Linked DNA regions of Mus musculus: all the other regions are linked to region 2. A link is a loop called in an ENCODE intact Hi-C map of the cell type or tissue named here. Cell type or tissue: gastrocnemius. All regions are shown on one strand. Each heading gives the region's core, and the rest is flanking DNA. Links, peaks and the distances in the headings are about the cores only. Region 1 overlaps Ect2 (ect2 oncogene). Region 2 overlaps Nceh1 (neutral cholesterol ester hydrolase 1). Region 3 has its middle 86 kb from the start of Ect2. Region 4 holds the start of Nceh1 (neutral cholesterol ester hydrolase 1).

The links. Hi-C counts contacts between places; a loop is a spot of excess contacts. Peaks named below come from ENCODE experiments on the same cell type or tissue, not always from the same donor. Only the 100,000 strongest peaks of a DNase experiment are listed, where the experiment ranks them.
Region 1: a loop joins it to region 2, with 7 times the contacts of the local background. A loop is called at or near these places in 9 of 42 quality-filtered maps.
Region 3: a loop joins it to region 2, with 5 times the contacts of the local background. A loop is called at or near these places in 10 of 42 quality-filtered maps.
Region 4: a loop joins it to region 2, with 7 times the contacts of the local background. A loop is called at or near these places in 27 of 42 quality-filtered maps.

Annotation. Positions count from the first base shown.
Region 1 is chr3:27,113,809-27,122,019 of GRCm38, reverse strand. Ect2 (ect2 oncogene) reads left to right here. Exons shown (of 24, transcript NM_001177626.1): 19 at 1-59; 20 at 4,104-4,242; 21 at 6,470-6,624. Among named protein-coding and RNA genes, the nearest start is that of Ect2, 36 kb to the left of the region's middle. In gastrocnemius, for the core only: a CTCF peak has its summit at 3,601 (motif pointing left); no DNase peak of the experiment used is centred there.
Region 2 is chr3:27,233,687-27,241,897 of GRCm38, reverse strand. It overlaps Nceh1 (neutral cholesterol ester hydrolase 1), which reads right to left. Exons shown (of 5, transcript NM_178772.3): 4 at 2,195-2,366; 5 at 1-697. The coding sequence ends at 80. Among named protein-coding and RNA genes, the nearest start is that of Gm42192, 23 kb to the left of the region's middle. In gastrocnemius, for the core only: a CTCF peak has its summit at 4,479 (motif pointing right); a DNase peak (open chromatin) is centred at 4,489; H3K27ac peaks cover 324 bases.
Region 3 is chr3:27,063,915-27,072,125 of GRCm38, reverse strand. No RefSeq gene overlaps it. Among named protein-coding and RNA genes, the nearest start is that of Ect2, 86 kb to the left of the region's middle. In gastrocnemius, for the core only: a CTCF peak has its summit at 4,736; no DNase peak of the experiment used is centred there.
Region 4 is chr3:27,178,057-27,186,267 of GRCm38, reverse strand. Nceh1 (neutral cholesterol ester hydrolase 1) reads right to left here and starts at 3,264. Exons shown (of 5, transcript NM_178772.3): 1 at 3,053-3,264. The coding sequence starts at 3,190. In gastrocnemius, for the core only: a CTCF peak has its summit at 3,457; DNase peaks (open chromatin) are centred at 2,226, 2,508 and 3,389; H3K4me3 peaks cover 1,971 bases; H3K27ac peaks cover 2,045 bases.

The sequences.
Region 1 (8,211 bases), core at 1,128-6,127, 120 kb after region 2:
AGCACCCTTGCGACCGAGGAGAACAAGTCACTCTCTTCCTCTTCAATGACTGCCTCGAGGTAAATTTGTACTCATTGAAGTTTAACACTGCTGTATTTTGTGATCTCCCTAATTATTTAAAATAAAGCTTTAATCGAAGTACAATATAGAAATTTGAGGTATATTCAGTTATTTTTCAAAAAAAAAATTGCTGATTTCATAATGCGGAATACTTTTGGGGAGAAAGTCTAATACTAACTTTGATACAAATTTCCAGAATGCAAACCAAGTCAGAATTCCTTACAAGTAAATTAGATGATGAGTTCTGGGGAACCTTGTTTTTATGTATATTTATTCAAGATACACAAGGTGGGGTTTTGTTTTGTTTTGTTTTTAATGAAAATGGAAGTAGGCTTTAGCAGCTAAGATGAAGGCAATTGAGGAACTAATTTGCTAACTTAGTACTGTGACTCCTTGATTTCTCTTTCCTATGTTGGTAGTGTCTCACTCACTCTATAGCCCCAAACTGGCCTTGATTCCTGGGCAGCCCTTCCACTCCAGCCTCCCCAAGTGCTGGGATGACAGCATGAGCCACAGTGCCAAATTGAAGTCTTTAAAATAAGGTTTTAGTGATAAGATGTAGTAATTCTAATTCTAAAACTCTCACCTGTGTATGTTCAGTATTTTCTTTCCAATGGTACCCCACAGGCAAATAATGAGTTTTTTAACAATTAGCGAATATAATGAGGGGATGTTTCTTAGGGTTTCTATTGCTGCAATGAAGCACCATTTTCAAAGCAAACTTGGGGGGGGGGGAGGGTCTATTTGGCTTACATTTCCAGAGCACTGTTCATCACCAAAGGAAGTCAGGGCAGGAACCTGAGGTCAGAAGCTGACTCAGAGGCCACTTCGTGGCTTGCTCAGCCTCCTCCTCCTCCTCTTCTTCTTTTTTTCCTTTTTAAGAGCCCAGGACTACCAGCCCAGGCATGGCAGGAATAGCACCACCGACAGTGGGCTGGACCCTCCCACATCGGTCACCGAGGAAAATACCCTATAGGCTTGCCTACACCCTGATCTTATGGAGGCATTTTCTTCATTCGGTTTCTTCCTCTCAGATGACTTTAGCTTGTGTCAGGTTAACATTAAACTATCTAGCACAGGTAGAAAGGAATACAGTGTTCTTTATTTCAAAAAAGAAAAGATGTTCATTTGGACATTAACAAGAATACTCTTTGACATGTTTGTTCCTGGGTAACTTTCTGTTGCCCTCATCAAAGTGTCTGCGGGCTTTGCTTTTTCCTTTAAGTCCGTGCTACTTCTCTTAAAGAGCTCCTCTCTTCCATTATGCACATTATTATTTAAAGTATAAAACACTAGCAGTCTTAGAAACCACAGCATGCACAGAGTGGATTAAAGGGCAGTGGAATCTCAAGGAAGACCTACCTCTGATAAAGGGCCTTGTACTTAGAGGTTCAGAAGTGATACTTTCATTTAGCTAGTAATGTTTAAAAGTCACACACTGGGTGACTGAATTGCCCGAATCTCACCCTGCAATAACCACTCAGCCTGCTCTGCTTTTGAAAACAAGGTCAGGTGTCAATCTTAATCCCATTTTACCTGAAGGTGCGTTCATTAGCAGGGGCCTGACTGGTTTTCTTTGTTTCTGTTAATAGTTTTTGAGGTTTTTTCCTGTTGAAATCTCTAGGTCTGCTGGCCTCATTTTGTTAGGTTGGGTTATTTAGGTTTCTTTAACAATTGCTTATGGAATTTATCTTTGCTTTTAGTACAGCTGTGATTTGTTTTTTAATTTTATATCCCCTTCATATTTTACCATAATTGGCTCCCAAGATCCCTTGTGCTTTAATTCTTATTGTGGCCATCTCTGTACCTTTTCAAGCCCTGGCCTCAGTCTCTTAACCTTCATGAGTCCAGTGACTTTTTGTCCTCCTCCGTTCTAGTCAGGGTTAATAATGCTGTGATGAAACACCACGAACAAAAGCAACTCAGGGAAGAAAGGGTATTTGGCATGTATACTTTCATATCATTGTTCATCATCAAAAGAACTCGGGGCAGGAACCTGAAGGCAGGAGCTGATGCAGAGGCCATGGAGAGTGCTGCTTACTGCCTTGCTCCACATGACTTGGCTCAGTTGCTTTCTTACAGAACCTAGGACCTCCAGTCCAGGGATGGCACCACCCACAATAGACCAGGCCGTCCCACATCAATCACTAATGTTTTATAGGCTTGCCTGTAGCGGAGTATTATGGAGGCATTTTCTCAGTTGAGGTTCCCTCCTCTCTGATGACTCTAGCTTGTTTCAGGTTAACATAAATGCCGTCAGCAGTCCTATTAGCTTCTATCTCAGTAGCTTGACTAGAAACGGCTATTTGTTCTTGTTTATATTATTTTGAGTCTGGCAAGGACTGGCCTTGTAATCTGTTTGCCTCTTCCTTTTCAGTGCATTCATTACCAGTATGTGTACCCACAGCCCAGCTGCTTTAGTTTAAGACAGGATCTTGCTATGCCTCCTAGGCTGGTGTAAACTACCTCAGCCTCTGAAATGCTGGATTAGAGACATGTGTCACCATGCCTGTTCAGCTACCGTATTTCTGATAATAAGTTTGCACTTCAGGATTCATACTCCTAGGTAGACCCTTAGTATTTCACTCACTTAAGAAAAATAAAATTCAGTAAAATTGAAATTAAAAAGTTACTTTTAATACTTCTATATAATATAAAACCAAGAGCAATCACTATACCTGTACATTAAGAACAGTTGAATATTAGTACATCTGTATTTTCTTAAATATGACAGATGACTTTGAGGAATTTATTTTCCATTTGAATATTTTATCTGTGCTTTGGGTTTTTATTTTTATCCTTGGTTTATTAGTACTTGTACTATCAATTTTAATACTCTTCTTTCCTTTTTAAAAATTAATCTTAAAATAATATATTTCATTTAGCCAAACAAAAAGAAAGCATATCTGTTCATTGCACAGGAATCAGTATCCGCTGCTTACTTTTCACGATATGTGTGTGAGCCTTTGTATTTGTTTTATACACAAATGCATATATAATTTATATATAAGATATGTATATAATTTATTATAATATATGTGTGACATGTGGAATAGACACATCTGTGTCTGCTTTAGTGTAGTTGTAGTATACTGACTACCTTATCTTATTCATTAGCTCAATACCAGGTAATACATTTTTAACTGTGTCTCTCATATTCATGATGACCGATCTCAATTCAAGTACATATTTATGTTCATTTAGTGTTAATAATGCCTTTCAGTAAAATCTGAATTACTGCAAAGGAGATTTCTTCTTTCTTTCCTTTTTCTTTCCTTTTGGCAAAATCTCACTATATCACGAATCACAAGCTCTTTCTGATTTCGCTCTTCTCCAGTTCCCTATTTCTTCCTTTTGCATGGGTATCCAGTTAAGGTAAAGTTATAGCCTAATACAGCACTGTGGATTTATAATTCCTATTGCTTCTGTGTGTGTTGTTGTTGTTGCTGTTGTTGATCTGTTGAGACAGCCTCACTGTGTAGCTCGAGGTGGCCTGGAACTGAAAGTCCCGCTCTCCTGCAGTGCCCCCTAGAGCTGGGGTTTCGGGTGGATGCTTATCTTTCTGCAGCTTCCCTTTGGCAGGCTTCTGTAAGCAAGCCTGAGGACAGGACCGATCTCACACTTCTTGTGTGTTCTGTTACTAGGAGAGATTTCAAATTTTTTAACTTAAACTAAAATTAACACCATTTTGAGCCCTAGACTCCTGCCCCAGAACAACTGTTCCCCTGTGGGGCTGGGACTGTTATTCTAGACCTCTGTTGCTGTCCCTCGTGGTCTTGTCCTTTCATGCTCTGGAGTCTCTCTGCGCTCTCTATCCCTAGGCCTGCTTTTCTGATTGTGAACTTTCCTAATATGGACATGAGCATCTGGCTACATAATTACATGTGTGCTTTTTCGTCAGTCTCTTGCTTTTATTGCATAGTAACTGGCATGGCTAATCTTCAGATTAGTTGCCTATACATTTATGTGATTGACGCTGTTATTTTTAAATGTTTGAAATTTGGCTTTATTACAATAATGATTGACTTTCCCCCTACAATCAGATAGCAAGAAAGCGGCACAAGGTTATTGGCACTTTTAGAAGTCCTCACGACCGCACCCGGCCCCCCGCTTCTCTGAAGCACATTCATCTCATGCCTCTTTCTCAGATTAAGAAGGTGCTGGACATCCGAGAGACAGAAGGTAAGCTCATGGAGGAAGCGTTCCTTAACTTAACTCGCTTGTCCTCGTTGAGCCTTAGCTTTATTACTGTAATTTCTCTATGTATACATTAATGTATCCATTTTCTTCACACGTGGCTCCCCATCAGCTCCTTCCCTAGGTGCAGACTGATGTCTTCATGGTTTCTAATGAAAGTGTTACACCATCTTGAGGAATATCCTCTCTTAAAAGTCAAACAACTTTTACATGGCTATGCTTTAAAATAGCACCTTAGCTTGTCTTATTCCCACATCAAAACTTACTAATAATTCTTCAAAATCCAACATAAACGACCAGTTTTATTCAGGACCATATATTTTAATACTTTTTTTTCACCAATGGTGCATTTTGGGTTCTTTCTTTTTCCCATTATGTATGGATGTTTATTTAGTGTCCATGTCTGTGTGCCTCATCCATACAGTGCTCACGGAGGCCGACAGAGGACACACATCCCCGTGGGAGTGGAGTTAAGATGGCTGTGAGCCATGTGGATGCTGGGAATGAACCCAGGTTCTCTGGCAGAGCAGCCTATGAGGTCTTAACCACTGAGCCATTTCTCCTGCTCCAGGAATGTCTTTAAGATTTGGGAAGGGGGTTGTGGGAGTGATTACAAGACGGTCCAATGTGTAAAGGTGCCTGCTGCCAAGAGTGACCTGAGTTCAGTCTCTGTCACCCACATAGTGGAGGAAAAGAACTCATTCCCACAATTTGTTCACTAAAGTCCACATACTCTAGCATGAGAGTGTGCATAGGAATAGACAATCACACCATTTTTTTTTTAAAGAAAAGAGAGATTATTAGTAGATGTATATCAAATAAATAGCCCACAGTATCTGGTAACTTGGCATAGGATTAAGTACATACACATACATATGAAAAAGATGGGTGTCTTGGCTCACTCCGATCCTAGCATTTGGGAGGCAGAAGAAAGCAGATTTCTGAGTTTGAGTCCAGTTATAGGTACGTAATGAGTCACTCAAAAACAAATAATAAAATACAAGTAGGCATGTGTACATGTGTGCTAGTTTTCTCTTGCAACAAGAGTCCTGAGATAATGCATTTCTAAAGATACTTTGGCTGATGATTTTGGAGAGTTCAATCCATTCTTTGGTCTCACTGCTGTGAATGGTGGTGACATGGTTCATCATGTCTGAGAGCACATGATGGGGCCTCATGGCTGAGCTGTGAAATGGCATGTCCTTAGCCATCTAGAACCTCCCACTCTTGCCCAGCTGGAGACTGAGCCTGTAAACGCTTTTGGTGACATCCTGTCCCAAGGGAAAGTTTTCCTTTTTTAACTTGACTAGTATTTGATTTTTCTGTAGGTCTGAAAAGGCCCCACTACACATCTACCTTAAGTTGTGCTTTCTAGTTAAGCAGTACTAGTGTTGTGTGGTCATGGTCTTGGTTTAGGAAATCTTTTCTTTTTTCTTTAAATAAATGAAGTGCTTTAGGTGATCTGCTCCTGAGTTTGTAAGACATGAGCAGCTCCTCTTTCTCCTGTGTGTTGCTACTAATCAGACCCAGGGCTTTGCACCTACTTGTCAATTCCCCTATCCCTGAGCCACTTCTCCAGTGCACAGTAACTTACAAAACTGGTTTTCACCTGTTCAATTCTGTTTTGTAGAGCCTATGATGAGGCATTTACTTAAATTTGGTGGAGTTGTGGTTGTGAAAGTGTTCAAAACACACGAGTGAGTATCTGTAAGATGCAGATCAGGGAGATAGAGAGCACTTGATTATCTGAGTTCAGTCCCAGGGACCCTGTGCTGGAGAGAGCAGTCCTCCCACAGCTGCCCTGGCCTCCACATGGTCATTCATTGTAATTTTAAAATGTTATTTTAGCATCTCAATTACAAAGCAATTATGTTTTGATATTTGTACCCTTTGAATTTGATTTATGTATGTTAGTGATACATGCTCTCATTTTACTTTTGAAATTACTAGAATGCTAAGCAATGTTACCTATTTTTTATTAACCTATCAGTGAGACACTTCACAGTCACAGAACCCTGCTTACTTGTTCTCAGGTTCCTTTGGTTGCTAATATGTGGTTAATTCTTCCCAGTCTTCAAATGACTGCACTGATGCTCCCTTTGAGTTGAAAAAAGCAGGGCAGAGAGAGGAGGGAGGTGATTTTGGTGTTCGGTGGAAACGAATGTCTAATAGCTAAGGACTAACATTGTTTATGGTTGTTCTGGAACCCTAGATTGTCACAATGCCTTTGCCTTGCTTGTAAGGCCACCAACAGAACAGGCCAATGTACTGCTCAGCTTCCAGATGACGTCAGAGGAGCTTCCAAAGGAGAGCTGGCTGAAGATGCTGTGCCGACATGTAGCCAACACCATTTGTAAGGCAGATGCTGTAAGTTCTTAAACCTGTGTCACATACAGGTGTGAGCGTGCACAGTGCAACCAGAGTGAATGACTACATTTCCAGTGGCCACTTAATCATACATCGGAGAGAGCCTTTAGTTTTACTCAGAATACTGAAAACCTACGTTGTTTCCTGAAGGGTTTTTAAATTTTTAGGCCCATGAAATATCCCAAGTCCCTGATTCCCAGATGGTCAGTTTTAACTTTCTAGCTCTGTGGCTGCACTTTTATAGTGAGGCTTTTGGGCACTTGGAATGCACGGTGTGCTTTTTGTAGATGCTTTTCCTTTTAATCAGGGAGTTTAGTAGATTTATATTAAGGTAATTTTGCATATGTAATGTCTTTTTGTTTTTTGGGTTTTTTGTTTGTTTGTTTGTTTGTTTTTTGTCTTTCGAGACAGGGTTTCTCTGTGTAGCCCTGGCTGTCCTGGAACTGTGTAGACCAGGCTGGCCTCGAACTCAGAAATCCACCTGCCTCTGCCTCCTGAGTGATGGGATTAAAGGCGTGCGCCACCAGGCCTGGCAATATAATGTCTTTTTTTTTTTTTAATTTTTTTTTATTACGTATTTTCCTCAATTACATTTCCAATGCTATCCCAAAAGCCCCCCCCCCACACTCCCCCCCACACTCCCCCCCCCCACACTCCCCTACCCACCCATTTCCATTTTTTTGGCCCTGGCGTTCCCCTGTACTAGGGCATATAAAGTTTGCCTGACCAATGGGCCTCTCTTTCCAGTGATGGCCGACTAGGCCATCTTTTGATACATATGCAGCTAGAGTCAAGAGCTCCGGGGTATTGGTTAGTTCATAATTTTGTTCCACCGATAGGGTTGCAGATCTCTTTAGCTCCTTGGGTACTTTCTCTAGCTCCTCCATTGGGGGCCCTGTGATCCATCCAATAGTTGACTGTGAGCATCCACTTCTGTTTTTGCTAGGCCCCAGCCTAGTCTCACAAGGGACAGCTATATCACGGTCCTTGCAACAAAGGCTTGCTAGTGTATGGAATGGTGTCATTGTTTGGAGGCTAATTATGGGATGGATCCCTGGATATAGCAGTCTCTAGATGGTCCATCCTTTCATCTCAGCTCCAAACTTTGTCTCTGTAACTCCTTCCATGGGTAATTGTTTCCAATTCTAAGAAGGAGCAAAGTATCCACACTTTGGTCTTCGTTCTTCTTCAGTTTCATGTGTTTTGCATCTTGTACCTTATATCTCGCTATACTAAGTTTCTGGGCTAATATCCACTTATCAGTGAGTACATTTCATTTGAGTTCTTTTGTGATTGGGTTACCTCACTCAGGATGATGCCCTCCAGGTCCAACCATTTGCCTAGGAATTTTGTAAATTCATTCTTTTTAATAGCTGAGTAGTACTCCATTGTGTAAATGTACCACGTTTTTTGTATCCATTCCTCTGTTGAGGGGCATCTGGGTTCTTTCCAGTTTCTGTCTATTATAAATAAGGCTGCTATGAACATAGTGGAGCATGTGTCCTTCTTACCGGTTGGAACATCTTCTGGATATATGCCCAGAAGAGGTATTGCGGGATCCTCTGGTAGTACTATGTCCAATTTTCT
Region 2 (8,211 bases), core at 1,862-6,861:
TTGTTTTGTTTTGTTTTGTTTTGTTTTTTCCAAAGCAAACGGAGGTCAAGAGCTTCATGCGTCTGAGGAGTTTCCTCCGTCACAGGTTTTGATCCAGCCATTTGATGTAACTATTCCTAGTCCGGATTCCCACGGAGAAGTTGGTCGGCCAGCTTGTAAAAATCATACAACCATGGAAGCCGTCCTCAAAGTGGTCCAAGGTCACGTTCACACCCGCACTCTCCAAGCGCTTGGCGTACATGATCCCATCGTCCCGCAGGACGTCGTGCTCGCAGGTAAGGATGTAGGTCTTCGGGAGGGCCTCTAGCACTTCCTGCTCTGCGATGAGCGGAGAAGCAGCAGCGTCCAGCAGTTGAGGGATCTCCTGGACGATCCTGGCGTTCCCTGTGGTCTGCATGATAGGCTTGTAGTTCTTTTTGATGGACGAGGGCAACAGGGATGTCCAGTCGAGACGGGCCCTGAGGGCTGCAGCCCTTTCTACATCAAGTGAAGTGTGATTGTTCACAATCATGGCCTCTACAAAGTCGTAGTTGCCCTTGAAGTAGTCTAACCAGTACCTAACCATGACATGACGCGGCAGGATCGGAGTGTTCATGCTTTGCTGGTAAGAGGGTGTGTTGAAGTCCAAAGCCTGCAGGACTGGGTAGACCAAAGCCTGCAGTTTGAGCTTATTCTTCAGGCTGGCAACGTAGGTAAACTAGAATAGAAGAAACATATTTCATTTTGTGTGGATCCTTTTACAGAATGCTTTAAATAAATGAACATGTTTTCCCCTCCAGAATTAAAGCACACCAAGCTACTGGATAATCCCTAAGGAACGGTTTCCTGTTTGTGACACATAGATTTAAATCAATTCATGGTTATGTGAACTCTGATGTCGCTAAACCCTCAAGAACACTCTACTTGTCTCTATTCTTTTGTAAGTATACACCTCATTGCGTATTACCTATGAGTAAAGTGTGGGCCACATTTAATTTTTTATTCCCTATGTCAAATGGCAATGGCTTCTGGAATAGGGGCGGAAACTCACAAATCTTCATCTTCTAGAGAAGGATAGGGACTGTGAACGCAGGGATGGTGGGACTCCAGGGTTTACACATGCTCGGTGACAAGCTGGGACCCTAGCCTCTCTTCTGAGACAGGCACGCAGTGTGCACTTGCCCAGAGTGAGCTTGAAGTGGAAAGGAAACGACTTCCCACGGCAGCAACCTCAGCTTACTGGTGACTCCACAGGGTGACTATATTGTAATTCCAGCATTTAAAATTCTAAGTGTAGATCTAAAAAGAAGGCGGCGTGTTCCACAGGAACTGAACAACCGTCACTTTGGAAGTCCCTCTCCTGGTAAGATGTATGTGACAACCGTGTGCATATGGTCTCCCTGCATCCCTGGAACAGTCCTGAAGCCAGATGACATTGTCTTCTCATTTCCAAGGCTCACGGAACAAAGGGAGTTAAGCCATGGACTTAACAGCTCTCCAATCTGAAGCAGAAAGTCTGTCTTTGAGGCCTATGAGCCAGGCATGGTGCTATGCACCTTCAGTCCCAACATTCTAGGCGGCTAAGCCAATAGGATCAGAAGTTTTGGGTTAGCCTGAGCTACACCGTAGACCACGTCTCAAAACAAAAACAAAAAGAAGCAATAGAAACTGGGAGTGTGGTAGTACAGGCCTGTAATCTCAAGCCTTGAGAGGTAAGAGGCAGGAGGACCAGAGGCCCAAGGTCATCTAAGTTACAGAAAGAACTTGAGACTAACCAGGGCTACATGATAATCTACCTCAAACAAACAAAACAAAAAACAACAAAACAAAACAAAAACTACTACTACTACTAATAATAATAACAATAATAAAAACTACAACTTTGGAAATTGGCTTAGTCTTTTAATTTCTCTTAGAATTCTAACAGCCATAAGGACTGAAATTTAAGCCAAAATATTACATTATGTAAATCAAAACAGTACGAGGCCAGTGGGGTTAGTTCAGGTCTTCCAGAGGAACACTAGCATTTTCTGAGACACTTTTCAGCACCCACTTCAGAAAACCCCGTGAGAAAGGTCCCGGGGCAGTCACATGAGGGTGCTAGCTACCCACATGGCGGGTAGCCCAGCACCGCGTGTGAAGAATGTGGGCGACAACTGCGCATGCTCACCCCATCCCGTCTATCATAAGGACCCAGAGGCGGCGCTGTTGTTACCTGTTGTCCCAGGGCCGCGGCCAGATTCCCACCAGCACTGTCTCCAGAAATACCGACTCTTCCAGGGTCGACCTTGTACTTGTCTAAGACTTCTGGCTGCAGGAAATATTTAGTGGCACGGATGACATCATGGATTTGCTCCGGAAAATAGACCTGTGGGACTAGCCTGTATCTGTGAAGACAAAATTGGTGTTCATTTCAGGATATCACCATGTTTTAATGGCCACTGGACATTTAGAGAGAGAGAGGAAAAAAAAGGCAAAAGCCAGAAACAGACAAGAAATTAAAAAAAATATAAGATATAAAAATAAACCATTTGTTTTCTTGTAAAGTAGGCAGAGGTGGTAACTTGGTATAGACGAAGTTCTTTTTTAATTGTTCAAGCTGGCTCTCCTACTTAGAGTCCCACAGCCCAGTGTTAGCTGAAGGAGTCTGAACTGGGCAACTGCCTTCATCAGGCTGGCCTATGAGCTCATCTGTGGGGCACTTTCATGCTTACTGAAGTATGTGAGAGGGCCCAGCACACTGTGGGCAGTATCCCCTGGACAGATTGTCCTGGGTTGCTATGGAAGCAGGTTGAGCCCTATCGAGAGAGAGCAAGACAGTGAGCTGTGATGCTCTATGGTTCCTGCTTCATTTCCTCCCTAGATCTCCCCCTCCCCCCCCAGCTTGCCCTCAATGCGGACTTGAACCAGGATGTGTATGCCAAGTAAGCCTTTTCTTATTTGGCCACAGTGCTTTTGGTCACATTTTATCACAGCAACAGAAAAACAAACTACAACACCAACCATGATGGGTGAACACGGATACTACCAGGGGAGGCTGAGGCAGGAGGATTGGGGTTTGATTGGGTGGAGGGAGGGGTGTCTCTGTGACAACAAAGGTCAGTGGAGTGTCCGTCTGTATGAAGCAAGAAGCAAGTATCATTCAAGGCGACTCAGTGGCTGGTGTGGGTTCAAACTTCAAGAGTCTGACACTCGACAGGTTATTTCAGGTAAGTATGGCACACTCTGGAAAGAGTTTCCTGGTGATAATTAACTCCATCCCGTTTACCAATAAAGCTTAAGGCTTGACTACATCAAAACTCTTTGTAAAGTACATGTGGCCCTTCCAAAAAGATGGGTTCTATAGATTGACTACATGTGGCATCTTAATGGTCTGGGGGGGGGGGCAATCTGGTGTGGTCTTGGCCCTACAAGCAGCACAAAAGGGTCACCAGGCTATTAACGACATCCATTCCCAGCCTTCTGGGAGGAAAACAGGTTATACATCTTTCTTTGAAGAGACAAGCCTGTGTGACTAACAGTCCTGGATTCCCTAGTGCTTATCTGTGAGCACAAGGACCTCTGTGCCCTCTTCTACTGGATGAGGCCAGCCTGGGTCACATCTCAAAAAGCAGCTTTTCAGACACCAAACTGCCCACTGCCATCAGCTCAAAGCTGGAGTGTGCAGGCGCTCCTCGTTAGGATCCATAATGAACTTTGGGTCTATCTACCACTCTTGGTGGCTCTGGGCTAAACGCTAACTAACAGCATCAGACAATTCACTGGCCTTAACTTACCACACTTCATTCACTAACTACAGTAAAGCTGTCTGCTGGAGAGGCCTATGCAAGGAGCTATTCAGTCCAAGGAATGCACTCGCACGCTGGAACATTAGTAAAATGTCTTTTGAACCACAAAGGGAAAGCTAAGTTAGCACGCAGCCTCATCCGGATCCTCTGGGGTCTCCATTGTCTGATGCTGTTAGTTAGCGTTTAGCCCAGAGCCACCAAGAGTGGTAGATAGACACAAAGTTCATTATGGATCCTAACGAGGAGTGCCTGCACACTCCAGCCTTGAGCTGATGGCGGTGGCACCTGAGGCACTCTTTGCAACACCTGAGGACTCTGTCATCTTATTCTGTAGAAAGTGTCAGAACCCCGATCGTGACAAGGGCCCACACTCAAGATGGTCTCGGTGTGTATGGATAGTTCTGTCTGGTTCTCACACTTTCCCATCCTCCTCCTGTGCTAATTTGACTTATCCTTGGAGCCTTATGCTTCTGGGGCTGAGTTGGCCATTCAAGGAGAGTGCCTTGGGCTGTAATCTCAGTCTCTTATGGAGCTGAGGCAGAATCCTGAATTCAAAAGTCCTGCTGGTTCACACACTGTGAGGTCAAGTCTAGCCTGGGACATTCAATGAGACCTTGTCATAAAATGGAAAGAAAAAAAAAAGCATGGGGATACAGGCTCAGTATAGCACGCAATACTGCTCCATAGACAGGAGGGGGTTACATTATTTATTCCACTAGGTGGCGACATCTCTCAAGATTGGAGTTATCCCTGCTCCTCCATGTAGTTTCTGATTTCAAACAAAACAAACAAAAAAGAGATGCACTTCAGAAGTCAAGACATGAAAATATCTTTTTTTTTTTTTAAATTCCATCACTGTCTTAGAGTTTCTGTTGCTGTGATGACACACCATGAGCAAAAAGCAAGTTGGTGAGGAGAGGTTTACTCAGGGCAGGGACCTGGAGGCAGGAGCTGAAGCAGAGGCCATGGAGGGTGCTACTTCCCATGGCTTGCTCAGCCTGATTTCTTATAGAACCCACGAATGGTACCACTTACAATGGGCTGGGCCCTCCCCCCGTCAATCACTAAGAAAATGCCCCACAGCTAGATTTTATGAAGGCATTTTCTAGATTAAGGTTCCCTTTTTTCAGGTAACTCAAGTTTGTGTGTCAAGTTGTCACAAGACCAGCAAGCATTGTCACTTCCCTACATATCATAATGAACTGAATCCCTAGTTGCACAAGGGGCCAGGACAGAGCTGTACCATGATACACACAGGCATTTACCAAGTTTCCAGGCACTCTTCTACAAAGGCCTCCCAGTCTTTGGGTTGAGGAAAATAAAATCTGGGAAATCTGGTAACCTACTAATTAATCATTTCAGCTAATAGCTTACTGAACTAATATGGCAAGCAATCCCGAGAACCAACAAGTCATCATGCTAGTGCCTATGGTACCATTGAAGAGGCACAGTCTAGTCCGGCCTAGTGGTACTAGCCTGTGCTCAACTACCAGAGACCAGGGGAGGAAGCCCAAAAGCTCAAGACTGGGCTATAAAGTCAGTTCAAGGCCAGACGGGGCAACTTATTAAGACTCCATCTAGGGGAAGGAAGAACAGTGACCTAGCATGTGTGACTCGAAATTCAATTACTAGTACCCCTAGTGCCACCATACCCATAATCACTCCATCTCTGTGCAACCCTTTTCTTAAAGGCCGTTTCTAACCGTGGAGCCCTGGCTGGCTCAGAACTCATAAAGATCCACCAACTCTCTCTGCCTCCCAGACAGTGGGATTGAAAGCGTGCACCTCCATACCCGGCACCTTTGCTTGAGCTAAAATATTCCTAAATTTTACTCGGTAAGGAAAGATACTGCTGGGCTGGAGAGATGGCTCAGTGGGTAAGAGTAATGACTGCTCTTCCAGAGGTTCTGAGTTCAATTCCCAGCAACCACATGGTGGCTCACAACCATCTGTAACGGGATCTGATGCCCTCTTCTAGTGTTCTAGTGTGTGTGTGAAGACAGCTGCAGTATACTCATATAAATAAAAAATAAATAAATCTTTTAAAAAAATGAAGAAATTCAGGAGACTGCCACATTATCAATATTTAAAATAAAAACAAAAGATACTCCTTTTGTAGAGCAGAGAATGAATATACTGAAAGCGGTGAGATTCCAGTCACTTCAATGTAGCAACATTTACCTGAGAGAGCTAACAACTTTTGCAATGTGTTTATAAGACATAGAAAACTTAAGAGTCAGGAGGAAATTCATGGGTGGTTTATCTAAAGAAAGGAGACAGCCTGGCCTAGTGGCAGAGACCAGTAAGAGTGAGTCCCAAGAGTGAATTCAAAGTCAACCTGGGTAACTGCAGATGATCCTCTCTTAAAACATGAAAACAGAACAAAAGCCTGGCTGTACAGCTCAGTGGTACAGCATTTGCCTGGTATATGTGAGCCCCCAGAGAGAAAGGGAAGGACCAAGGGAGAGAGTGTGCCTACTGTCTGCTGCTCAAGCTATGTCCCTGGAAAGCACTGGAAAAGCGTGTCACCTTATCCAACTCAGAGCTAGAATTGTGTTTGTGTGTGTGTGTGTGTGTGTGTGTGTGTGTGTGAGAGAGAGAGAGAGAGAGAGAGGGAGAGAGAGAGAGAGCACATGTTGTTGAGTATGTGTTTTTGCCACACACTGAAAGTTCACATTACTTCATTTGTGCAGTAAATACTCTTGGTATCTCAGAACAAGCATCATGATTTAGGTGGATTAGCAATATTCCTGATACAAAATTACCACCATGCTTTTTCTTGTTGGGAGAGGTGGCACACACCTATGATCCTGGCACTCAGGGCTTAGAGGCAGGAAGATGAGAAACTCAAGGTGGATGTCAGCTATGCAGTGAGCTTGAGGCAAGCCTGAGCTGCATGCCATAAACTACAGAAAGCCTTACCCAAGGTAAAACGTGTTATCTCTCTCAGCAGATGGGCTAATCTGCACATATGTAACTCCAGAGCTCTGGTCATCTATACATATGTAATTCCAGCATTGTGGTAATCTGCACACATGTAATTCCAGAACTGTGGTAATCTGCACATATGTAATTCCAGCACTGTGCTAATCTGCACATATGTAATTCCAGAACTGTGTTAATCTGCACACATGTAACTTCAGCACTGTAGTAATCTACACATATATAACTCCAGCAATGAGGAAACCAGGGAGGAGGGACACACAAGTTCGAGACTAGCTGAGCACCATGGCAACTGCAAGCCAGCCAGAGCCATAGTTGCAGGCCAGTGTCTCAAACAAGCAGCATCATAAATATAACACACACATGCTTTCTTCTAAATTCTGACTGCACTTCACCCATTGCTAGCAGCTTCTCAAAAACACTGAGGTGTGAGCCCTGCCCCCCAAATACTCCAATTCCACTACTGTTGGACCTCTCCAACATCTATCTTAAAAGAAAAAGCCCCAAGAAGTCCCAGTGTTGCACCAGGTCAGACACATCAGAAGCCAATCACACATTCTCCTTTCTCTCCCCTCCTCCCAGGCCACTTCCTGTTTCTTCCTGTTTCCAGGATTCTTCCCTATCATTTCCTCATCAAAAGTCCCCTCCCTTTCATTCCAAATGACACTTCTTTCAATAACTTTTTGGGTCCCTCTTTTCTGGCAGCCAAGCCCTCTGACAATACACTGTAACTCAGACACCTCAAATTTCTTGAGAAAAGAAAGGCTAAGTAGTCAAATGTCAGACAGTTCGACTGAGCAGTAGCCCTGTGGGCTAACGCTTGGTTTTGCTGAGGCACTGTCTCCCAGAGCCCAGACTAGCCTCAAACCACGAAGCTGAAGGTGACCTTGAACACCTCCCCCTGAGTGCCAGGATTATAGACATGGGTTAAATGTCTGGCATAAAAACCAGGTTTCCTGCAATGCAGGCACTCTACCTCCCACCCCAACATTTACTTTAGCATTTACTACGGTGACCAGGGAAAGGAGGCAAGGCAGAGAGACTGGTAATCTGGCACCCGGAATCTCACTAATGTCCAACATGGTTGGAACAAGTACTGTCCCTCAAAACGAACATAACCTGGAAGCCATGCCGCCTGCTGTCTGCAGAAGGACAATGTTCGCCTCAGGTTATGCCAGGTGGGTGAAAGGTTGTATGACGGTGGAGGATGAAATCATCTTCCTGTTAGATACAGTGCAACAGACAGAAGGGTCAGAGCCTTTCCAGATACTGGGTTTTTTTCTTCTCCCAAAGAAATTTCAATCAGTTAATCATGGAAACCATAAAAGGCTTACCAACCTCCAAAAGTTTAGAGAACTTCTTCAATAGGGGAAATCCAAATTAAATTAATAATTATACACAGCTTAAGCTCTCTCTCGGATAGAGACAACTCGAGAGGAACAATCTATGTGTTCTTTTATCTAAGTTCTTTTTTTTTTTTAATTAAAAGAACAAACAGTAG
Region 3 (8,211 bases), core at 1,783-6,782, 170 kb after region 2:
ATGTATCTCAATGGTGAAGTACTTTCATGGAGTGCAGAAGTCTTCTGCTCTGCTTAGTCACCACTGCTGTGAAAATAAAAGCTACTGTTACTGATATAAATGTGTCACATCTTTCAGAAGGCAAAGTTGAAACCTATGGCCTTGGGTAAGACGGTAATTTTAACCTGTTGAATATTTTTAGAAACTGCCATGATACCTTCTTCCCTAGGCTCAAGGCCATGAGCCCTGCTGGCATGTGCTCAGCTGCCCCAGAACTGCCCTTCCTGGTTAGCAGAGTTGTCTTTCCTCATCGATGAAGTAAGAGCACTGCACAAGCGTTGCCTCAAAACAGTGCTTCCACAAACACACACATGACCTACAAATGGCGACTCATGCCCAGTTTCAGAATTCCTAGATTGGGATGTTGACATTCACTGGAATTAAGATGGACCATGTGTCTGCTGGTGGTCATTCCCCGTGTTGGAGAGAACATGGCTTTCAAATTCAAAACATCTGAGCAGAGGAAACAGTTCAGTGCTAATATGTTGGCCTGCGGGAAGACCTGAGATCCAGCCCTAGAACTTGGATTAAAAAAAAAGAAAGGTAGGTGTGGTAGCAAGCACATATAATCCCAGCTTTAGGGAGGCAGAGAGAGGCAGATATCTGGGGTTCATTGGCCTGTTGGCCAGCCTAGCCTGCTTGGTGAGTTTCAGACCAGTAAGAGGCTGGTTTTTCAAAATAAACAAATGGGGTAAATGACACTCAAGAAACAGTACTTGAGGTTTCCTCTGACTTGACGGGCATGCGCATGCAGTACCTCTGACTTGACGGGCATGCACACGCATGCGTGCAGACTTGTGCACTGGTGTTCTATCAGCTGCCATGTCATTGGTACACCTCTATAGTTTCCTTATTATTTTTTACTTTATTTTAAAAATTTTGTTCAAGACAAAGTTTCTCTGTGTAGCCCTGGCTGTCCTGGAACTCCCTCTGTAGATCAGGTTGGGCTCAAACTCAGAGATCTGCCTGCCTCTGCCTCCTGAGTGCTGGGATCAAAGGCGTGCGCCATCCCCCAGTTCCCACCCCAATGCTTTCTTCTTATGATGTCTAACAGGATTAAATAAAGCTTGTATGAAGAGGTAGCATCCCAAGTGTCGATTAATTCTGTCTTCTCGTATGTATACCGAGCATGTTAACATGCTCAAGGACAGGAGAGCCTGTGGCAGCCTCGCAGACTGGGATTCAAACAGTGATCCACCGGAAGTGAGTATCTGGAGGCGCAATGTCCTAGTAGGCTCCCACACAGCACATTTTAGCTTTCATTACGATTCTCACCCGGGTCATAGCAGCAGATCCTCTGATAGTTTGCTGGAGTAGCTACATGCAGTTATTTTTTCCCGAGGAGTGAAGAAACTCGCAAATATTTCATCCTTACCGAGCTCGGAGGGCAAAAGGCACGGGCTAAGCCAGAGGACTCATTTTACAGACAAGGAAATTATTTTTTCCCTCACCGACTGAGTAGTTCCTCCTGGGAGTCAGAGAGCTGATAGAATGCATGCTTCCCCATTTTCCTTTCTCCCAGGGAATAGCTGGGTGATTAATGAGATAATGAATGTGAGGAGAACTCCCTGGAGGAAAAGCATCTCATAAACATGAAGTGTAGACTCTGCTGACTCACAGATCCCAGCGGCTAAGAGGTGTGGATAAATCTTTCGGTACGAATCCTCGCTACTTCATCTACATACCTTACACACCTTTAAAAGCTGAGCTCTGGAGCCTCTCCTAAATGTCAAGCTGAGTCTACATATAGCGAGATTTACCATCTACTTTGTAATTAATACCAAGCGATTATGACATTGAATGATTCATCTGTCAATGTTTAGCTGGGTGGCAGGCAGAAAAGTACCCGGGACTGACCTGGAAATGAGTGGCTTATAAAGCCCAGAACTGCTTTGCTGGGTTCTCATAATCATTAAAGATAAAACAAGTTCTGTCTCAGAATTGTCCTCGTGAGGACAAAGGGCTGTTTTCAGTGGCTGAAGCTTTTCTCAAAGACTGGAAATGATATGGTAAAAATGTAAGAAGCCCAAAGCAAGGGATCAAACCTCGCAGCTGGAAGATAGGGATTAGTGCTCCATTCAGCCATCTTCTAAGAACATAAAATGTGTCAGGGACATATGGATGCTACTGTAAATGTGGTCTGAAACTCTGGATACTGCCTCTGGCTTTGTAGGATGAAATGCAAAACAATCCCAGAAACACAAATAAATAATTTTCTAAACCAACTAGGGTGTCAGGTGAGAGTCATGGCATTTTTGTTGGATTGGAAGAACAGCCAGAGGCATGGGAATTGGTGCACATTTAAGAGTGGTCTTTGTAGGAATGGCTGTGGGTTGTGGGTGGAGCTCAGTGGAGGAGCCCTTACCTGGTGGTCACAAGGCCTTGATGCCCAGCACTGCTGACAAGCCCTTGAGAAATAAACGTCCTTTCTCTGCACACATTCCAGAGCATTTTTTTTTGTTTTTTGTTTTGTTTTTTTTTTTTTTTGTGCAGCTTCATCTGTTTCCTTTTTGCAATGCATTTATCTTTTAAATTATTTTGTCTGTTAATAGTCTCATAATCCCTTTATTTTTATAGATTTAAAAATGAGCTTATTAAATAGCATCTTGACTATGATCCCTGAGCATTTTCATAAATGTTTGACAACAGGGTAGCCATTTGGAATGGGATTAAATTAGACCCACATCTTCTCACACCATGCATACACAAGAATAAATCCCCAAAGATTAGAGGTTTAAATTTTAAAAAAATGTAAGAGCAATGTAAACATGAGAGAGAAAACATGAGTAAATTCTTCTTTCACCTGAATAACAGCATAAGGAAATCTTCTTTAGCTTTAACTTGGAATTCAAGCTCAACAAAAGCACAGACTGAGAAATGTAAGCACACAAAAATATTTTTTTTCAAGTCTTTCCTGACTGAATGAAAATGCAAGTGACCAACTAGGATGAACTACTGTGACAGACATATTTTCTAAATAGATGTCTACAGGGCTTGTAGAGATAGAGAGACAAAGACCAAGACTTCATAGTCAAAGGTATGTGGGTGAAGACTACCAACAAGCACAAAGTACAAAATAATGTCAGCATAAGAAAAATGTTCAAATTCACTTACAAGTTTTCATCAGATGCTGAAGCTAGGAAGCAGGTACTGATCTGTCAGTGATGCTGTGAGGACAGACATTTCCTCCTAAGTTTCTGGTAGGAGTTCATAAGAGTTCCACTGTGTTACTTTCTCTTCTTGTTGCTGTGAGAAGATACCTGACTAAAATGGAGGATGGACAGACAGGCAGACAGACAGAAGGAGGGAAGGAAGGAAGGTTTTGTTTTGTCTTATAGTTTAAAGAGACACAGTCCATCATTATGGTACAGAGGCATAGCTGTTGGAGCATAAAATAACTGGTCACGTTATGTCAGGAAGCAGAGAAATAAATATTGAATTGATATTCAGCTTCCCTTTTTTTTTTGCTTGTTAATATCAGTACCCCAGCTTATGTGATTGTTTTGTTCATATTCAGGGTCATGCTCCATATTTTGCCAAATCTTCCTGGATACACTCTGTAGACACACTCAGAGGTGTTTCCACGTGTCTCTAAATCCAGTCAAGTTGACAGTGGAGATGATTAACCACTGGGAAGCAAGTTGGTCAGACGTAACACAAGGTATATTCACCTGCATGTTAATTTTTGGTATCTACTCAGAAGACTTTCTCAAAGCACAATAATAGTTGAGTGAAGTTATGTGTCCCAGCATCATTTGTAATTGTAAGGCATTAGGAGCTACTAAACTCCGATGCATAGGACTGTAGTCGAATAGCTTCCAATGCATACAAAGGGGTGCCACGTTCCTGTGAAGAAGAATTATGAAGACCACAATGAACGGAGGGAGATGAAGCAATCTCTAGGTGTTACTAAGTGTCAAACAAACTAACAATGACAACAAAACCAAAAATCCCACCAAAGGTCTATGATTACATAGAGGTGCTGGGGGGCGGGGGGAGGGTATGGGAAGGAGTGAACGGAGCAGGGCTGGTAGTAAATGGGGGCGATGCTTCTCTGAGCTCTCTTGTAAGGACAGGGCAGTCAGAACTGTGCTGGTGTTTCAGATCCATGCATTTCCCTCACCACACCGTTACCGTCAAGTAGAGAAACATGAAGTGGAATGTAATCAGTAAAATATGAGCCTGGCTGTTGTTAGAATCTCAACTCTCCCCCAGGCTCCTGTGTTAAGTTCCCAGCCCCCAGCTTTGGCTGCCCCTTTGATGGCTGTGGAACCAGAGAGGGTGGAGTAAGCAGGTGAGAAGGGGTGGAGACAGCAGCAAGCTCTGTTTCCTAGTGAGTTGCCATGGGAGGGGTCTTCTCTGCCAGAATGGATTGAAAATGCTCAGAGACTGAGCCAAATTAAACCCTTCCATACCTAACACGTTTCTGTTAGTATTCTGGTCATAGTGACACAAACTAACATACTGGCTGCGTTACAAATGGGTGTCATAATCACACTGAAGAACAAAAGGACTAACTCATTTAACTTGGAAAACAACCCTTTGCCTGGATAACAGGAGATGAAAGATGAGAAGAGTTGTATACAAATACAGGGAGCCAGTCAGTAAATTTGTTTCCTATAGGCATAGCCTGGTAATCACACAGCTACAGGGATACTAGTTTTGAATCTATCATTGATGATGAGAGAAGAGCCCTCTGGTGTTGGAAAAAGGAATTACAGATAAAGATGGGAGAAGAGAATGGACCTCATTGTGTTGGCTTTGAATCAGAAATCTCTCTCTCTCTCTCTCTCTCTCTCTCTCTCTCTCTCTCTCTCTCTCCACACACACACACACACACACACACACACACACACACATACACACATACACACACACACACAAAATTCCTAGCTTTGTCTACTGAGAGGGCCTGGGAGAAACAATATCCTAACATGACCACATATATATATATATATATATATATATATATATAGGTTTGTAAACACTATTTTTCAATAAAAGGAACCAGGGCTTCTTGGTAATGTGGTTGACTTGAGAGCTAGGGAGAGAAAATAAAATATGAGACTAGAACAGCTTGTGGCATCAGAAAATAAGAAACAGTCAAGGAGAGCATGTCACTGGGGCATGAGGGTTGTTGCTAGTCCCAAATGGGAAGAATTGAATAACAAAACATACAAGTTTAATGTTGGATTCTAACCAACAAAATAAAATAATTGAAACCACATGGGCTTAAATAAATAATGAAATAAACAAAGTGTGTGTGTGTGTGGGGGGGGGAGTGGGAAAGTTCAGGTCTTTCCTATAGAAAAACAATCTAATACACAAAGACAGAAGGCATCATGGAATGCACTTACCGGGTAAGTGCAGCTGTAAGAACCACTAATGTCAGGAAGGCTGACGTCACTGGGCAACTGTGTGTGGGTCAACCTTAACACACAGCCATTACTGATGTGGGAGGTCCCTTGCAGGTACCACTCAGGCAGTGATCAAGGTTAGCACCACCAATGCTGGGAACTCATTTACCCTTGGATGTGCTCTGAGGAAAGTGAACAGTTTACACAGTGTTCTTGTCCCAAAGGCTCAAAGTCATAAGCAAGCAAAAAGTGAAATAGGTCCACGGTAAAGAACATTTTTCAAAACAGCTGACCCGGACTCCATTAAGAGTGTGGAAGAACAAAGGGAGGCACGGCCATATAGATGTGTGGAGAAGAATAAGACGCTGCCTTGTGATGTGTTGACTTTGCTGACCTATGCAGCTCTTGTCTGCTGGACCTGGGAGTGAGGAACTGAAAAAATAGGGCAGACTACAGTCTGATGCTGAAGACAACCTTATTTCAGCTTCTGTGTACTTTTATACACAAATGTAACAAAGACAGTAATGAGCTATGTAAGGTTGCTTGAGTTCAGAAAAACATGTAAGCAATATTAAATATTAATAGGGCAGCCCTTTGTGAGAACTTTCTCAGGACAGATCAATTTAAAGACAGTTACCGGGCACACACTGTCTTAGTCAGGGTTTCTATTCCCCCACAAACATCATGACGAAGAAGCAAGTTGGGGAGGAAAGGGTTTATTCAGCTTACACTTCCATACTGCTGTTCATCACCAAGGAAGTCAGGACTGGAACTCAAGCAGGTCAGGAAGCAGGAGCTGATGCAGAGGCCATGGAGGGATGTTCTTTACTGGCTTGCTTCTCCTGGCTTGCTCAGCCTGTTCTCTTATAGAACCCAAGACTCCCAGCCCAGAGATGGTCCCACGCACAAGGGGCCCTCCCCCCTTGATCACAAATTGAGAAAATGCCCCACAGCTGGATCTCATGGAGGCACTTCCCCAACTGGACCTCCTTTCTCTGTGATAACTCCAGCCTGTGTCAAGTTGACATACAAGACCAGCCAGTACACACACTGTAGATTATATCTAAGAAAGTATGAATACAAGGCAGAAGTCCATGTCCAGATCAGGGTACACTGACCAGATGGGGATCTATAGCTGTGTCCTGATATCCAACAAGAATAAACGTGTCTTAAAGTGAACGTAAATGTTTGTCACAGGAAGTGTGAAATCAAGTCCAAGAACAATCCAGGAAACACAATGCACTTGATGTAAAAGGCCCTCTCTGCCCCTTTTCCTGGAGCGTCTCTCACAGTTCCCCCAAAGCACTGTTCACCATACATCCTTCTCTTGACCATGTTCCAACAGTGATGCCTGGGAGGATCCTGGAAAAGAGACAGGTGTTGGGTAGAAAATGGACACAGCTTAAGTAGGGCTCCCTTAATGGCACTGTTACCATGCTAATGTCTTGATTTTGCTAATTACTCAAGTTATTAGCTATTAACACCATGGAAACTGGAGTAAGTGGTATAAATGAATCCTGTGCTATTTTTAAAACAACTTTGTAAGTCTAAAATATTTTAAAATAAAGAGACAGGGTGTCATGTATTTAGAAATCACTTTGTAGCTGGAATGACCTTGAACTTCTGGTCCTCTTACTTCCACCTGAGTGTTTCAGTTACAAAAGAGCACCACCACACCTAGTCCTGTGTAGTGCTGGAGGCAGAGCACAGGGCTGCATGCATGGTAGACTCTACCATACCTCAGGCTTAGACCTATGTAATTACAAACTGCATTGATGATAATTTATACGGTTAAAAACATCGTACAAAGTATCAGCCATGTGCCAATTCCTAGTCTTTTAGTTAATTAAATTTAGTTTCTGGTTTTAATTTATAATACTTTTATATTAATTAATTGATCAATTTGTTGTGATGATAGGAATCAAGTCCAAGGTCTTGTATCTGCTAGGAAAGCACTCTACCACTGAGCTACATCTCCAGCCTTGACATAGCCCCTGTCCCCTTTGAGAGACTTTATTTTATTTGTGTGTGTGTGTGTGTGTGTGTGTGTGTGTGTGCGCGTGTGCGCGCGCGCGCGTGCGCTCACCCATAAAGGTCAGAAAAGGGTGTTGGGGTCCTCTGAAGCTGGAGTTCCAGGTAATTTTGAACTGCCTGACAATGGTGCAAGAGGCAAAACTCCAGTTCTCTGAAAGAGTAACAAGTTGTCTGAACTACAGAGCCCTTGACATTGTCTCTTGATGCAATCAAGAGACTCAGTAAATAAGCGATGTGTGGGATTGCTCCTGGGAAAATCTAACGTAGTAACAGTAAATGTGTAAAAAAAAAGTTAGTAATCTACTTTAAAATAATGATCAAAGTAAGGCATAGTGTATGGATAGTATAGGATGGATAGTATACTATCCATAAATGTCATTTCTTATCATCTAATAGAATTCTGTGTACTACACTTTCATGTGACTGGCAGAGAAGTAGAGATGTGCATAGCTGCATCATTACAGATGTGGGAGGAGGCACTCATTGTGCTCTGTGCCTGTGATGACTATGACACCACTCCAGGCGTTTTCCAGCCTCTTGAAGCCGTCTGGGTGTAACATCATGAACCACCACATCCTCTGTGGCATGGCTTGGAGCAGTATGGAGAACACGTGCAAGGCTTTGAAACAGCTTTCCCAGTCTGCAGAAGTAAAGTCCGGTGCTAGTAAAAGAACAACTTCCCGTTGACCCTGTGTATTTGAATAAGAATGGTCCCCTCTGACTCAGACTTGAACGCTTGCTTTTAAGGGAGTGGCACTATTTGAAAGGATTAGGAGGTGTG
Region 4 (8,211 bases), core at 1,398-6,397, 55 kb after region 2:
TGTAGCCCTAGTTACCCTGAAATTCACTATGGTCACTATGTAGACCAGGCTGGTCTTGAGCCCACAGAGAGCTGCCTGCCTTTGCCTCCTGAGTGCTAGAGATGTGTGAGCCACCAGGGCATGCAGCACTCAAATTTCCTGACATGAGAAAGAAGGCCAGGCGTAGTCTCTTAAATAACTTCTATTGCTTTTTAAAATTGAGCCAAGTGATCTAAACCAAAATTATTTGGCAAACAAGCCTATGCCAACTTCATGGTGGCTCTCTAGGTTCTAAAGCTATAAATCAGCTCATCTTATGGTTTGAGCAAAATTGGAACAATCCTACAGATTTCCCTCACAATCCATGGTGGATCTCTGTGGCTTCGAGGCCAGCCTGGTGTACATAGAAAGCTCTAGGCCAGACAGACAGACCTACGTGCTGAGACCCTGGGGGTACGGGGCGTAGGGAGAGGGAAGACCCACGGACATAACTGGGCCAATGTGAGAATGTAGCTCAATGTCCACTATCTGCCCAGCATGCACAGAACCCTGAGTCTAGTCTCTGTTTGGGGGAAAACGGCTTTCCACACAGACTATCCTTTCTTCTGCTCTGAATGGTCTTGTCAATATGCTCAGTTTAGCAAGGAGGTGACCAGAGCCACTCTCTGAAGACCTACTCCCACGACAGCATGAGGAGGTGTGTGTGTGGGGGGGGGAGACACATATTACTTCATCAGTCCCTGGGACTGCCTGGCATCCCCTCCCCACAAGTTCCTGGCATGTTGGAGGGCCCACCATAGGAGCCCAGCACAGAGTGGCCCTGGAGGTTTGGAAGGCATGTTGGAGAAGAAACACTTTCCTCTAAACCTGGACTTTCCTAAATGGCTATGATACGGAAGAGTTCTTCGGTGACCTGAAACACGAATGGACAAAGTATCCCCACACCAGCACAGCACTGTTCTTTCCTTAAGCTAACCTATTAAAGATGGCCAGCCCAGCCCAGCCCAGTATCGTCTGCAACCCTGGTCTCCAGAATCTGTCAAGTGTGCATGAACTCAACTTCATGAGGACTTCCTAGGAAAGACTGGCTTTCTCAGTTGCGTGAGAGAAGAGACCAGACCACTGCTCCACATTTTGTTAAAGCCTACATGGTGTCTCACAAACTATGGTGGATCTCTCTGGGAGGTGCCTTTAAATAAACTCCAAGGACAGTCAGGCAGGAAAATGATGACCCGAAGATCAGCATGAACAACAGAGCCGAGTTTGAGGCCAGCTTGCTTGAGACAGGTAGCAAGGTCTTGATTCTGAAAACCAAAATTAAGAGAAAAACAAAACAAAACAACCTATAATCTGAACACAAGGGATATAGTTCAAGGGCTGCATAGAAGCTCATACCCAGCCTCAGCTACAAGACAACATCCCCCAACACACACACACAGAGTGCAGACAGAAACACAGTGCAGACAGGTCCGTAATGTCAGCACGAAGATCTGCCAGCTTGACCCACGTAGTGGATTCCAGCACTTGGGAGGTAGAGGCAGGATCAAAAGTTCAAGACTAGTCTGTGCTACACACAGAGTCCAGGTAGAACTACACACTGAGACTCTGTCTACAAAACAAAGAGAGAGAGAGAGACCAGCTGGAGCTTATGGGTTAAGAGCACTGGCCCTGGGTTCATTCCCAGCACCCACACAGAGGCTTACAACCCCTTTAACTACAGTCCCAATATCCCCTTCTGGTCTCTGTGGGCACTCCACCCACGTGGTACACTGAGATACACGTGTGCAAAACACCCATACATAAAAATTGATTTTAAAAATTTAATGCGTGTTCATATATCTTATTAAAAAGAAGGAGAAAAAAAAAAAGAGCAGGTAGGTAGCAGCACATGCCTCTCAGAGTTCCTGGGGCAGCTGCAGTCAAGTTAGAGGCTAGCCTGGTCTACAGAGCAAGTTCCAGTATAGCCAGGGTTATAAAGAAACTTTGTCTTGAAAAAACAAAACAAACAGTATTAAGGCTCAGTGTTGGGCAGAGGTGGAGGGTGGCTTGATTGTGGAGAAGCGCTGGGAACCTGCATATCTCTGACTACTCAAAAATACGATGCAGTCATGGCGTTCAGCCTTAGCTGCAGACTGCGCTTCTGATACTAAAAGCAATCCTCCTATCATGGAATAAACCAATGACACTGTCCTCCCCACGGGGGAGCAATGTGCAGGAGCAGGATACAGTGCAGAGAAATGCCACCCTGCAGGTTAAAAGAAGGCCACACCGCTCCGGCTCAGGCCAAGGTTATCTCCCAGACATCGAAGGACGCAAAACAAATGCCACAAGAAAACAGCCTTCAAACAGGGACCGTTACAGCCCTCCGGGATTGCTAGTCTCCCGGCCTTCTTTTCTTCCGCTGAGCTGAGAAATGCCAGGGAGAGAACCGAAGGTCAGAGCGGTTCCTCCTAGCCTGCGATCCCCAGAAGGAGCGCTAAGGCCTGGGGACGTTAGGAGACTGCCTGTGCCCGCTTCTGCTCACCGGTGAATCACAATCCCCTTAGCAAAAAAAAAAAAAATTAACTCCTCCTTTGCAAGCCAGTGGGACAACAGAGGTGGGGGCGAGGTGGTTTATAAATTACCAAAGGCTCTGGCTCAAGACACAGCGAACCAAGAAAGCAGGGGAGCTAATTAGGTCCTAGGAAAGGTTAAACAGCTGTCAGAGACGCCAGGCGAGGAGAACTTCACCTGTTTCCACTCCTATCTGCCTGTGGACTTCAAGGATGCGAACAGGACATCCTCGGTGCCCGGGCTAGGGGTCCTGGGGAATCGTGCACTCTGAGAAAACATGGGTGACACCGGGTGCCCCCACTGCATTACACGGATGCAAACACGACACCCTCAGACCCCAGAGATCAGAAGAAGCAGGGAGAGGCAGATGCGCGTTCACGGAAACACGGGATATCCCTATTGCAGGACAAGGATGCAAATGTGACATCCTCAAAGGGCCCATGGGCAACCGGGATAAGCGATGGGGGTTTCGTTTAGAGGAGCAAGGACGAGACGGGGCATCCCCTTTCGCTCTGCTCACCACTTGCTGCGCGCCGCGGAAAGTGGCGTCCAGCAGCATCAGTTTCCAGGGGTCGGACACCGCGCTGGGCAGTGGGATGTACACGTAGTAGGCAGCCAGAGCCAGCAGAGCGGCCAGTAGGACGCATGACGACCTCATTGTCCCCAGGCCGGGCTGTCCGGAGCTGACCGCGGTACGGTGCGATGCTACCCGGAGAAGACCAGCAAGTTTCTGCCAGCCGCAGCTGCTGTTTCACGTGTTCCTCCTCAGGCTGCGAGCCAATCACAGGCTGCGTCGGGAGGAAGTGGGAGCGCGGATGTGCCCCCTCCGCGGTGTCCTTGCGAATAGCTGCGGGCTCGCCAGGTTGCAGGAAGCAGGGTGGTGCAGCCCGGAGGACACACAGCAACCAGCAACCCCTGGCGGACACTGTGAGTATGACTGCCTGCGATGCCAAGCTGCCTCTGAAGGTGTGGCAAAAGGGGTTCCGGGTCAGCCTGAGCTACCAGAAATAGTATCAGAAGAAAAACTAACAGTAACAAACAAACAATAAATCCGTTGGGTTTGGCACACTTAACTGTTATCCTTGGTCTTGAAAGGAGGAGACAGGATGAAGGCCAAGGTCATCTTGGACTGCATAACAAGTTTGAGTCCATACTGGGCTAGATGAGAAACCCTGCCTCAAGAAAACCAAAGTATCAGACAAACAAGCAAATAGAAAACTCAGATAGTTGCACTGTGCAACTTTCAAAGAATATAAAGCATCTGATCAAAACAAAGAGACTACTGCAAAAGATACCAAAACTCCTCTCGAGAGAAACACTTGATAAAGTCAGTAAGCGGTTTAAAAAGAGAGTTTCTGGCATGGTGGTGCACACAGCCTGGTTCACATTGTGAGTTCTAAGCCACCCATGGCTATATGGGGGGCATTGCACAACAAACACACAGATACACATACACACACACACACACACACACAGAGAGAGAGAGAGAGAGAGAGAGAGAGAGAGAGAGAGAGAACTAATACCTGATTTCTCATAGCTCATGCAATAAGGCCAGTGTTGGCTTCCAAATGCCCTCAGCTGGGCCTGGTGATAGCACCTGTAATCTCAGAATTGGGAAGGTGGAAACAGGAGGACCAGGATTTTGAAGCCAACCTGGGTTATATGAAACCTTGCTGGAAAAAAAAAATAATAGAAAAAAGGTCTGGGAATTCAGTTCAATGACAGAGTGCTTCTCCCCCCCCACACACACAAAGCCCTGGGGTTACTTCTCAGCACCATATATAATCAGTAAAGCAAAGATCTTATCGTAAACTGTTTGTTTTTAATTATGTGATGTGTGTATCTCTGTGTGGAAATGTGCACAGGAGAGCAAGTGTTTGTGGATGCCAGAAGAGAGCACGGGATTCCCTGGATCCTGAGCGGCCTGACATGGGCGCAGGGAACTGGACTCTGGTCCTTCGCAAAACCTTTGAAAAGTGAACACTTAGCTACCAAGCCATTTCTCCACCGCCAAGTGGCTGCTGTTGTTTTAAGAAACTACAGTGATTCTTGATGCTTCCTTCATAGCTTGGAAAGGAGTTTTGTTGTTTTATTGTTTTCTTCTTGGTAATTTTTTTAATGATGCCACTTAAGATAAAGTAAAGCCCTTTCATCATCCTTCCTGTTATTTCAATTCACCACAAATAACACCAAGAACTACAAGAGCTGGAGAACAAGACCATGGACGGAGTTGACTCTCTGCACTGGGGGCAGATAGTTGCCTTTGTCAGGCATGCATTTTACCACTAAGCTGCATCTCGGCACCTGGGTTTTTTGTCTTGTTTTTGTTTTTTGAGATGGGATCTCCTAGTATAAAGTCATCCTCTTGTTTCAGACTATAATACTGTCTTTACAGGTACTTGTCACCACGTGTAGCAAGACTATGTATATATGTTTTTCAAGACAAGGTTTCTTTGTGTAGCCCTAGCTATCCTAGAACTTGCTCTATAGATCAGGCTGACCTCGAACTCACAGAGATCTCGAACTCATAGAGATCTGCCTGGGAAGTAAAACTCCTAAGTACTGGGATTAAAGGTATGTGCCCCCACCACCCAACCTTTCTGTTTATTTTTTACTTTTAAGCTTTTGGCTCATTGAGACAGGGCTTCGTGTAGCCCAGGCTAGCCCTTTTCTGTAGTTGTGGGCGACTTTGAATGTCTAATCCTCCCACCTACCTGAACTTTCCAAGTAGGGTTACTGTCATGCGCTAACAGGCTGCACTTGCTCTCTTTAACTTTTTTGTGTCTCATTATTGGAGCGTGATTATGAAGTGCAAAGAAAATGCAGAAGGGTGACCAGATAACAATAATAGCTTATTGTGAGCTAAATCCTGTGATCAGCACTCCAAAAGGATTGATGTATTTAGGTTTCATAACAATTCTGGGAAACATTCTTATTACTCTGAAAGCAGAGTCATTTAAAGAAGTAGCCAGGCATGGGGCACAACTCTTTAATCCCAGGATTTGAGAGACAGAGGCAGGACAATTTCTATGAGTTTAAAGCCAGCCTGGTCTACATAGTGAGTCCTAGGCCAGCCAGAGCTACATAGTAAGGTCTTGTCAAAGGAAGGAAGGGAAGAAAAGAGGAAAGAGGAAGGGAGGGACAGAGGGAGAGGGAGAGGGAGAAGAAGAGGTAGAGGAGGAAGGGGAGGGTGGAGGGAGGGGGAGAGAGAGGGAGGGGAGAGAGAGGGAGAGAGAGGTAGAGAGAGCGTGCTCTTTATCCCTAACCATCCAGCTGGCTCGAGCCGGGCTTTAAGTTGAGTCTGTATCCAGGGATCTTGATGGTTTATCACTCATAAGGAATGCAAGCTGAGGCTAAAGCTCTCTTGGTGGAATGCTTGCCCAGCCTGCCACGGCTTGAACCTCAGCTCTGCATGACAGCGGGTATGGTGGCACATGCTTAAGCCCAGCACTCGGCAAGTAGGCAGATCAAGGTCTTGCTTGGCCGTGGCAAAAAAAAAAAAAAAAAAAAAAAAAAAGAATAAGAAGAAAGGAGAGCGACTTCCTGACTAGGCCATCCAAGAGTGGGCCTGATCCCCCCAAGGAAGGAAGGAAGGACTACCCTCTCTACATGAACAGAGCATCAAATGCGGCCTGGGAGAGGATGGGGGCGCTTTCTTTTCATCTATTAGGAGAGTTTTACTTCTTGAAGAAACCAGTTTTCAGATCTTCCTGACCCAGAACAGCAAACAAAACCACAAACGGATCAACTGTCATTTTCAACCAGTTTCTCTGGATCACTCATTGCTTTCAAACCATTGCTTTCTGGTGGTCTTGGGCCTAATTACCACACTTCACACACCGCGCATTGCTCTGATTCAGAGGCACGGAGGAGCTGGGAACAAGTTGGGAGCAGGAGAAATAAGGAACAAGGTTCAAGGTTAAAGTTACTGTTCCGCTGGTGAACACTGATTGCATGATGAGTCCAAGGAATGGTTTGATTTATTACGTTGTTTTCTTAAAGGGTAGTTAAATCAAAGAAGCCAAGTGTATAGTACACAGTTGGAAGTGATTGCAAAGGTATGGTTAACCTTTCTACAATATTATATTGGTTGGTCAGGAGGCTGTGTGTGCAAATGCCATTTGAGTATCTTATAAACTGAAATTCCAAGAAAAAAAAAAAAAGGCCCGAGTCTGTCAAAGGTTCTTTAATGCTGATTAACTAGAACTTAGTGATTGTGGAATGCTGTGGCTAGATCCAAACTCTCTAGAGCTGTCTTTAGTACTCTCCCCCTGCCCCTTTTAGAAGAAGGGAGAAGCCTCCATAAGATCACTGACACAGGCCGTGAGAATTTATACACCACATCAGGCCTCAAAGGTCTCTGTTTTTTTCATTAAGATCTGTCTGTGTTCATTGTCAGCCCATCAGTCAGCTGTGAGATTTACACTCTATCTTTATATGTATTCGCTTCACAATTAGGAATGATGTACTTGCCGGGCGTGGTGGCGCACACCTTTGATCCCAGCACTCGGGAGGCAGAGGCAGGCAGATTTCTGAGTTCCAGGCCAGCCTGGTCTACAAAGTGAGTTCCAGGACAGCCAGGGCTACACAGAGAAACCCTGTCTTGAAAAACAAAACAAAACAAAAAGGAATGATGTACTTAATCATATACTGCTGGGTATTCTGTATCTTAGTTTCAGAAAGACCTCTTCATATCCTTTGCCCATTTTCATTAGATGGCCTTCAACTTAGATATATTCTGGACATTTACTTCATGAATTGTATGGATTTGAAACACATCCTTAGATCCTCTGCCTTACATGTGCACCCTGTAGATTATTTTGCTCTATGGGAGCTCTTTGGCTTTACAAAACCTTGTTCTTATGTGTCTGCTTTTCTGTGTCTGTTGGTGTATGTCACAGGATTTGTCTCCCAGACAGACATACTCACTTCTGTTCTTATGGACCGTGTAAAGCACTCACTTGTCATACTTAAGGCTTTAGTCCATTTGCACTGGCGTGTTTATGAGTTGGAAGATGGGGATCTAATTGCATTCCACTTTCTAAAAGATAATAAGCTTTATTATAAAAAGCTTGTAAATGATAAAAATAATCAGCCAAGAACTGGGAAGCGGGCACAGTGGACAAGAATGCAGTGCAAACTTAGACCTGAGTTTGAATCTACAACCTCTATGCAAAAAACTACGTGTGGGGCTGGCAAGATGGCTCAGCGGTTAAGAGCACTGACTGCTCTTCTGAAGGTCCTGAGTTCAAATCCCAGCAACCACATGGTGGCTCACAACCACCCACAATGAGATCTGACGCCCTCTTCTGGTGTGTCTGAAGACAGCTACAGTGTTCTTAGATATAATAACAAATAAATCTTTAAAAAAAAAAAAAAGACCCTGTGAGGTGGAAACTTAAGGGTTCTTTGGAAAATAAGTTGGATGATGTTTGCTGGAGAGATGTCTCAGAAGTTAAGAACACTGACTGCTCTTCCAGAGGTCCTCAGTTCAATTCCCAGCAACCACATGGTGCCTCCAACCATCTGTAATAGGATCTGGTGCCATTTTCTGGTGTATTTGAAGACAGCAACAGTGTATTTTCATAAAATTAATTAATTAATTTTAAAAAACTATGTGTGTCCCCAAGTGCCAGTAAGGAGGTAGAGACAAAAACATGGCCAGACTTACTGGCTGCC